Regions from separate parts of the Mus musculus genome. Here region 2 is linked to region 1. Evidence: chromatin contacts called from ENCODE Hi-C or POLR2A ChIA-PET data. All regions are on one chromosome and are shown on one strand. The core of a region is the stretch at or near the end of the contact, and the rest is flanking DNA. Distances in the headings are between cores, read along the strand shown. Region 1 holds the start of Tmem237 (transmembrane protein 237). Region 2 holds the start of Mpp4 (membrane protein, palmitoylated 4 (MAGUK p55 subfamily member 4)).

Region 1 (4,473 bases), core at 811-3,310:
TCCTCCACCGTGCTAGAGTGACAGCTTTCTGTAATTATTCATAACAATTATTCTCATGATTTGAATTTAACTTTTACCACTCACTTCTTAGGAAGACTTTTTAAAATTCCAGGAAGGATTTTTTTTTAATGAAGTATTGTAGGTTTTCAACCATACTATTTGATTTTTTTTTTCTTCTTACTTTATATTTTTAAAGTTCAATAATTAAATGACCGTAAACTGTTTTTACCTTGGCACAGGTGGGAGTGCTCGTGGAGGACGCTATAGGGGAGGGGAGAGGCAAACATCTCGTCAATAAAAGCTGGATTAACCTCACCTTCATTTATCTCAAGCACCACAAAGCTTCTCCTTTAAAAGCCCACTGTCCAGATGTTATCAAATAAAATGGATCAGCAATTCTCTTCAAATCTTTGGAAGATTATCAGTGAAACCCGGGAGGCGGTGATGTAAACTGGACTGCTGGGTTTAGATCTATTCTGCCATTCCTACACCCCATGTAAAATTCTTTTCTTCTTCCACTTCAACCAGTCTGGCCTATTGTGAGCATTCAGAACAGGATCAAACAGAGCTCATCTCCCTTTACAGACCTTCCATTAGTGGTTAAGTATTGGAAGATAATGTTGCATGCTCAGATAAAACTAGACCATGCCATATAAATGTGTGTGCATGCATGCTTGTGTGTGTGTCTGTGCATGCATGTGTGTGCATGCATGTGCATGTGTGTTTGCATACAATAAATAACCATATATAAGGAATGAAGAGTGATGTTTTACTTAGGGAAAGCCTCTTTGATGTTATCTGAGCTGAGCCCTTCCTGACAAAGGTGCCAAATTTACAGGGAATGAGGAGCACATGTTAAGGCTTTCAAGAAAGACAGGGCATGAAGGGCTCCAGGTAAAGAGCAGCCAGGCAGAAACCAGTGACACAGGACAGAAGGCAGACGTCAGATTAACTATGACCTCGCAGACTAGCAGAAGGAATACGGATTTAGTTCTATTAACTAGGAAGCCAACTAAGGTTTTATGCCACAGAGTAACATGCTTTTTTTTTAAGTTACTTTAAATAGAAATAGGTAACATATTTTAGAACAGGAAGTATTTGGGGCTGGTGTAGTTTACCCTGTTCTTACTTAAGAAAAGTCCTGCTTGCAAGCTCAGGAAGCATTAGTTAAGCATTCTGAAAATTTTCAAAATAGATGGCTTAGCCATTAAGAGCAGTTACTGCTCATGCAGCAGACCTGGGTTTAGTTCCCAGCACCCACAAAGCACCAGTAATTCCAGTTCCAGGGAAATGGACAGCCTCTTCAGGTTTCTGTGAGCAACAGGCACACAAGTGGTTCATATATTGGCAAAACACTCAAAACAAATACATTTTTTTTTTTTGGTTTTTTTGAGACGGGGTTTCTCTGTATAGCCCTGGCTGTCCTGGAACTCACTCTATAGACCAGGCTGGCCTTGAACTCAGAAATCCACCTGCCTCTGCCTTCCAAGTGCTGGGATTAAAGGCGTGCGCCACCACTGTCCGGCTACAAATACACCTTTAAAAGAATTGATCTCTAAGAGCAGTGCCTAGACGTCGATTTATTAGCTCGGGTATTTCATGCTGCTTATGGAAGGCACTGATTCCAAAGGCTCACATTTTAGATATTCTTGCTTGTCCCATTTCGCAATCCATGGTTGTATTCACTCAAACAAATTCGTGAGAATGCTACAAAATTAGGACACTGACGATGTCCTAATGGAATCCAGCAGTCAAAATGACAACTGGAATAGAATGGTGGTCCTACAAAAGCACTACTATTCTCAAGATGCTATGAAAGTGGGACCCAGTCCTCTTGGTATTTCAAAAGTCCCGCAAAAATGAACCATCTCACCCATCTAGAAACCGCACCTCTAAGCCCCTCAAAAGAAGAACCGCTGAACAGGCGGAGACTAAATTCCCAACAGCTCAAAAGTACCTGAGGCTCGCTAACCACCTGCTTCTTCCCCATCACGTCTCCAGGGACCGCAGCAGAGCTCAGGGCACCACAGCCGCCCGCCCCGCCCCGGTCCGGCCCGCCCCGCCCCTCCTGCCCAGGCGCGCAGGCGCAGAGCGTCATCGGGCTGCGCCTCATGGCTGCTGGGCCCGGAGCGTCCCCACCCGTCCCACGGGAGGTATTGGGGCTACCGGAGCCGAACCCAATCTGACCCCTTCGAACTAGGAAAACCTCAGCGTCGGCCGGCGTCCCCAGGAGCGGAGGGGGTTCACCCACAGTTTCCCGGGAGGTCATCGTGGTTTGCGTGGGGGTGGGCACGGCGGGACCAGACTCGTATTCAAACTCCCCACCGGAACATCCTCCTCTCTGACCGAGAGCCGCCCGGAGGCGTCGCCATGGCAACGCTGACTAGGGCGCCCGGATGTTGGGTGGACCTGATCGCCTTTTGCGGGGCCCGCCCTGATGTACAGCCCCGGTCCGCCCCCGCCGCACCCCTCGGGCAGTGCTGTCCCCAGATTCCCGGCTCGGCGGTGGTCACTGCTGGTTAGGACACCTCCACTTCGCCACACTCCGGGCCAGGCGCCCCTCGTCGCTCACCGCTTGGTCCTCCTCCAGCGGAGGCCCTGAGTCGTCCCTCATGATGCTTTCCCGCGGGCCTCCCTAGGCGCAACCGCCGGAGCCCGAGGCCGGCTTCCCGCGACGCCCGGCCTCCGGGGACTTGTGGGAGGAGGCGGCTTTGCGGAGCCTGGAGAGGCCGGCGTCCCCCACCTGGTTCCCGTCTGCCAGGGTGCTGCCTGGAGGGAGATCTGTATGACTGAAACAGCGAGGATCTCTTTCACTGGCCTGCCCAGTTTCCTAGATTCCCTGTAGGCCTAGGAGTATAATCTGAATGTTCAGTTCTGATAGTTCCTTCAGTGGGAACAGTTATAGTTTAAAATAGGTAGAATGGAGGGAAGTGTGGATATAAAGAAGATGAACAGACATGGGTGCAGTGGAGCTTCGGATCTAGGGAGACCAAGACTGTATCAACATCCTCGTTTTGGAGCTCATATACAGGCTCCAGGACTAGTCCACTTTGCTGATTTGGAAATAACAGTGTCATAGGTTTCCTTATTAGATAAATGTGTACTTGTTAACCGCTCTTAGCTTAGTTAGTCAACTAGGCACTTTTGTAAAATATAAACAGAAATAAGAAAATATTTTACAAAGTAAAATACAGTTTGTCATTAAGTAGACTGGTTTATTTAGAAGAGTTACATCTTACAAAACACCATATGAAATCTATAAAATGCTCACATTCAGTGACAACATTGTCACATACCTGCCATTAGCTCATATGGGGAAACATCGGGAAAATGCCTGAGAGCCAAATGAGTAGCTCTGTATATGTATAGGATGCTATTTATAGCTATACAATAAGGACTTCATAGTCGCAGTTCTAATGGGTCAAACACTGCTGTTTTCAATGGCAGCCGTTATTCCGGATCTTTAGGGCACACTATGAAGCTTCCAGCTTTAAGCAGGACACTAGATTAAGATTCAGTGTCAGGGGAAACCCATGCCTCTGGCACCCACTGCAGTTCTTCCTGAGCCTTCTGTATGGCGGACAACAGCTGGCCACATGCATCTTGCAAGTTGTCATTCACAATCACGTGATCAAAAAACTGGCCAAACTGACTCTCCATTTTCTGGGCTAACTCCTCCATCTCTTGTAGGTCTTCATCCTTCAGGAGTGATTGAAAAATATGTATGAATGGCACAGGCAATAAGACCAGGTGTTCTGCTGGCAAACTCGTGAGGGTATTTATAAAAACAATTATGTCAATTACACATCCTCTATATTCTATCTGTGCCCTCCCTCCAAATTCTGGATTTCTGAGACAGAGTCCTGCTGTATAAACCAGGCTGGCTTTATATTTGTGATCCTTCTACCTCACCGTCCCAAGTGCTGAGGTTTCAGTTGTGCACCTCCATGCCTAGCAAGGACACAAATTTAAAAGCCCCAAAGACTTAGGAAATAGACTGTCTATGTCCACAGATGTCAAAAGATCAAACAGGAAAACCATAGTTTCATGGTAATTGAAAAATATAGAGAGAAAAACTCTTAGGGTTAATATAAAAATACTTTTGTCTTGCTTTGACAGGACATCCTAAAATTGGAACAGTATGGAGATTAGGACTGCAGGCTTAGCCAGGCAGTAGTGGCATAGGCCTTTAATCCCAGCACTTGGAAGACAGAGGCAGGCAGATTTCTGAGTTTGAGGCCAGCCTGGTCTACAGAGTGAGTTCCAGGACAGCCAGGGCTATACAGAGAAACCCTGTCTCAAAACAAACAAAAGGACATGCAGGTTTGTGAAGCTGTCATACTTTTTTTTTCACAGCAATATAAATATTGATAGTACTAATAAACTGTATACCTACTATAGTAGTTCATTTCTAAAATGTATATATCTGTGTGTGTGTGTGTGTGTGTGTGTGTGTGTGTGTGTGTGTGTGTG
Region 2 (4,473 bases), core at 911-3,410, 42 kb after region 1:
TCCTAGATGACAGTCTCTCGGACATTTTGCATAGATTGAAACACATGGTAGGTAGCTCATTGTATCTTACCCTATCAATTTCAATACTCATCTATAGCAAACAATTTAAACTACTTAATTAAAAAAATAAAAATAAAAACACTGCTCTAGATTTATTTACTCTCACAAAATGAAATCCAAAATGAGTGGCCTGGTGGAATAGAAGTTTCTGCATTGCCTGTTTGACAGTGTTGAGGCAGAGACCATCCAGACTTGGGTCAGCCTCATGTGAAAGGCTCACCAGCACCCTGGCCCAGCCCTGGGGTGCACATAGCACTCATCTATCTGCTCCAAGATGGTGCATTTCCAGCTGTCATGTTTATACCTCAGCCGGCAGGATGAGGACAGGGCGAAGGAGGCAAGGGCAAAGGGAAGGTAGGGGTCTCAGGGAAAGGCTTAGAACTTGTTCTATGTGATAGATAATCACTGTCCCTGCAGAATGTGCAAGTGTCTAACTTCATGTCACTGAAGAAACAAACATAAATCAACCCCAGAATGACCTGAATGTATAACTCAACTTTTCAAGCAGTGGTGGCGCACGCCTTTAATTCCAGCACTCAGGAAGCAGAGGCAGGTGATTCTGTGAGTTTAAGACCAGACTGGTCTACAGAGCGAGTTACAGGACAGCTGGGGCTACACAGAGAAACCCTGTCTTAAAAAACACAAAAACAAACAAACAAACAAAGTTTCTTCTTACAAACACAAAATAGTTTGCAAGAAACCAATAAATTTGAAGAAACGCTACCATCATAATTGAAGAATTAACACATTGCACATTAAACCTTACCAAGTAGTCTACCAAATCAGAAAATCATTCTATCAGCGCTAATCCTGCTTGTGACTCAGGAAACCACTACAGCACAGCACTCCTGGAGTCTATTTACTCCTGCATTCAAAGTTGCTACATCCTTTCAGGGTTTTGTGTAGGCTCACATGTGTGCTTCTGTGCTATCTATCCACACTCACACGCTTAAATACACAGTATCCACATGGTAGGAGGGAGCTGTTTTCAGCTATCTTGCTTTTGGTTGGTTTCCTGTTTGTTTGGTGACAGAGTCCCATGTAGTCCATGCTGGCCTCAGACTTTCTCTCTAGTCAAGGATCACCAGATGCTCTCATCCTCCGGTCTCCACCTCCCAAGGGCTGGGGTTGTGTGACAGGCATGTGTGACCACAAATGGTTTATGTGGTGCTGGGAACTGAACCCTGGACTTCACATATGCCACACAAGCATTCTACCAGCTAAGCTATATCTTTCTTTACCTTATCCTTTTTATTACTGGTGGGGCACTATGTGGATTTAAATAATAACCTTATGTGTTTAAGTGCCTTGGTTTGAATTGCGCCAGAATGAAGGATTCTAGACAGGTGATTTATAGGGTAAAGAGGTAGGGAATAAGAAAAGGCAATTAAAAACTGTGTTATAAAGCAAGTGGTCACCATGAATACCTGGAATGTACGCAGCATTACCTTAAAATTCAGCTTTGGGTCTCTGGGGTAGCTCAGCAGGAAATGCATTCGCTGCCAAGTCTGATGACTTTGAACCCACATGGTAGGAGGGAGCTGTTTTCAGTTGTTCTCTGACCTCCACAAGCACCAGGGCTTCCACAAACGCATGCGCGCACACTTGCACACAAGCGTACACACACACACAATTAAATTGTAATTAAACATTATAATTAAAACATTTAAAGCATTTCCTTCTGCTTTAAAACAATTGCTATTCAAAGTCCTGACCTCTTACCCACTAGGCTTGTTTTCTAAAGTATTTTTCAATATGGAAATCTTGAAAAAGCCCATATGCAACCCTCCCTGAGAAATGGCCTGCTGGCTTCCTCTGCATCCAAGGCCCTCACAGAAGATGGGACAGTTTCACTTGAACTCTTTGACAACGCACTGTGCCACGCTTAAGAGATGGTACTGTAGGACAGTCAACCACTTTAACACAGACTACCCACGATTATCTGTAGCTGCTGCTGGTGCCTTCTGGAAATGCGGCATTGCGAGCAGACTCTTACCTGCAAGGATGAAAACACAGTGTTGCTCCTGGCAAGAGAGAAGCAAGCAGGAAGCACCAGGAGGCTGCTAGCTGCCAGTCACCTGATGCTCTAGAGAAAAGCTCTGTGCATCCTCTTTGGCATAATCCTGCCCTTGCAGGCTAACCCTGGACCTCTTCTAAGCCTCCGCAGCAGCCCTAGCTGTCCCTGCAAGGGAACATCTCATTTACATTATCCTCCACCACAGTGAGCTTTCTCTCACATGAGTACTACACTCCCATACAAGCCCTTAATATTTCTGTTGACTGTTTCCAGATAACAAACACCAATCGCCCCCCTTCAAATCTTTCCTACTTTTAGTTTGTTTTTTTTTTTTGAGACAGAGTCTTATGTAGCCCCGGTAGCCTCAAACTGTGTGTATAACCAAGGATAACTGAACTTCCTCCACCCTCAAGGGCTCAGACTACAAAGGTGTGCCACTACACCCACCAGAGGCTTTTACTTTTCTTAACTTCAGCTTTTCAAGGCCTAATGCAGAACACATCTGCGGGGCATAGGCAGTGGGAAAGAGTAGAGGAAAGTCGGGAAGCTCTGGGTTGGAGTCCCAGCGCAGACACAGCAAACTATAGCTATTCACCGATAGGGAAAGGGAGCCCCCAGACTGGCACTGCTGAGGGCTGCTGTGAGTTACATAGGTGCTGGTATTTCTAGTCACAGACAGTGCCTGGAGATTTAGGGTTTTCCACACACACATGAAAATTTATTGTTTTAAGCTGCAACTCAAGAACTGTGTAGAATGAGGAAAATACAGTGGTTAGGCAGCTTCTCTTAAAACTGAAATTAGAAGATTGAATTGCAACGGGTTCTCAGAGATGTGAGATGGCATGCTGCCATTTGAGAATTTCTCTGGTCCTATTGTCCAAGTTTCCATCCATTCCCACTATTAGCCCCTCCTGATCTTTCTCTGAAGGAGGTAGGTGTTCAATTACTTTGGCTTTACTAGCCAAATCTGGCATTTGTGTCTTGGCTCACAAACTAAAAATATGCGAAATGAGAAAGAGTTGGTCCCTCTCCACAGGGAGCAGCTCGGCCTGGCAGAAGACGGTAGGCGGAGAGATGCGGACAGTGCTATCCTCCTAAACCTGTTCCTCTAGCCCTTCCCTAAACAAAAACAAAGCCCACAACTGTCTTACTCACAGCAGCAGTTTTCCTTGGAGACCTTTGTCTCTGGGTTATCGGGATCAGAATTAACTTGCTCTTTGCCAGAAATTGGCTAGTAGTTAAGTGAATTAAAAACCCCAGGGGTTCCTGAGGTCTGAGGCATGGATTACAATGTGGAGAAAGAATACTGTAAACTGAGCACTCTTTAAAGTACAGTCTGCCCCATGTCATTTCTTCCACAGTCATAGAACAGCTTCGTAGAGATGAATGTCATTTATTATGAAAACTGCTGTTACATTACAGCCAACATTCCAAAACAGTATGTTAACAAATGCTTGTCTTGATTATAAAGTAGCTCGGAAATCATGATCCTTTTCAAAAGTAGTTGCCGCCTGCTGAGTCATTTCCCATGAGTCAGGCCACTGCGCTCGCCTCCGAGTACAGCAGATGAGACAGAAGAGCACCTGTGGTATCCAAACAGCTACGAGTGGCACTGCTCCAGCGCACACCCACAACCCACACTTGTGAGGCTGCTTGTAAAAGAGCAAACCGTGGTTATGCGGTGCTGTCACAATACTTCTGAGGTGGGAGAATCCCATGTGCGTCTCTCCTTCCTTCCCTTCTGAGTTCAGTGTGAGGTAGAGGGAAGACCCGCAGACTGGGCTGAGGGCCACTGTAGCTCCCTGCTTCCTCACATGTGCAGATCTTCAGTCTCCACACAAAGCTTGTGCTAAGAAGCTTACGGGCCTCCTGGGTAGGCAGTGGGCCTCGGATCAGTGAGGTTTGGAGCAGCTTGGCACGGCAGTGTTTGCACTCCAGTGTATTCCTATGTTCTTTTCAGTCAGCAGGCAGAAGATCCTATGTGGATGCATTCCACGAGGGGACCAGGATGTCATAGTCACCCCGTGGGAGCTCTCTGACCACAAATGCCTTGGTAAAGGGGCTTACAAAAGGTTAAAACTACAGTTTAAAACTTCTTCTCCCCCACCCCCACCCCTAGCAAAGTAGCATGCTGCACTTGTGCCTGGGAGAGGTCTAGGAAGGCAAGGGATGGCTGCTTCAGTTCAAGTAAAACCTGCTCCTTGCCAAAGGGTATTGGGTAACTGCAAATGGAATTAGACAAACCAGGAGCTTAAACACAGTCATCAACTTCTTTTCATCTAAGCAGCTTTCCTGGAAAGGTTTCCTGGAACTGCATGGAGCTGAGAGCTTTCACTACAGGAAAGGGTAACCAGTTTCCTTTTCTAAGTAGGTGTGTGGATCTCAGCACAGGCCAA

The links. A loop is a pair of places that touch in the nucleus more often than their neighbours do. ChIA-PET counts read pairs that join two places held with the same protein, here RNA polymerase II (POLR2A).
Region 2: a loop to region 1 is called in a map of left cerebral cortex, with 2.8 times the contacts of the local background. The contact joins the promoter of Mpp4 here to the promoter of Tmem237 in region 1. A Hi-C loop is called at or near these places in 1 of 37 maps with a recorded cell type or tissue (left cerebral cortex). POLR2A ChIA-PET finds 5 or more read pairs at or near these places in 1 of 5 experiments (Patski).

What each region holds. Positions count from the first base shown.
Region 1 is chr1:59,117,746-59,122,218 of GRCm38, forward strand. It overlaps Tmem237 (transmembrane protein 237), which reads right to left and starts at 2,061. Exons shown (of 13, transcript NM_001037812.3): 1 at 1,958-2,061; 2 at 230-261. The coding sequence starts at 1,990. Mpp4 (membrane protein, palmitoylated 4 (MAGUK p55 subfamily member 4)) reads right to left here. Exons shown (of 22, transcript NM_145143.3): 22 at 3,190-3,699. The coding sequence ends at 3,508.
Region 2 is chr1:59,159,476-59,163,948 of GRCm38, forward strand. It overlaps Mpp4 (membrane protein, palmitoylated 4 (MAGUK p55 subfamily member 4)), which reads right to left and starts at 2,161. Exons shown (of 22, transcript NM_145143.3): 1 at 2,057-2,161. Als2 (alsin Rho guanine nucleotide exchange factor) reads right to left here. Exons shown (of 34, transcript NM_028717.6): 34 at 3,281-4,473.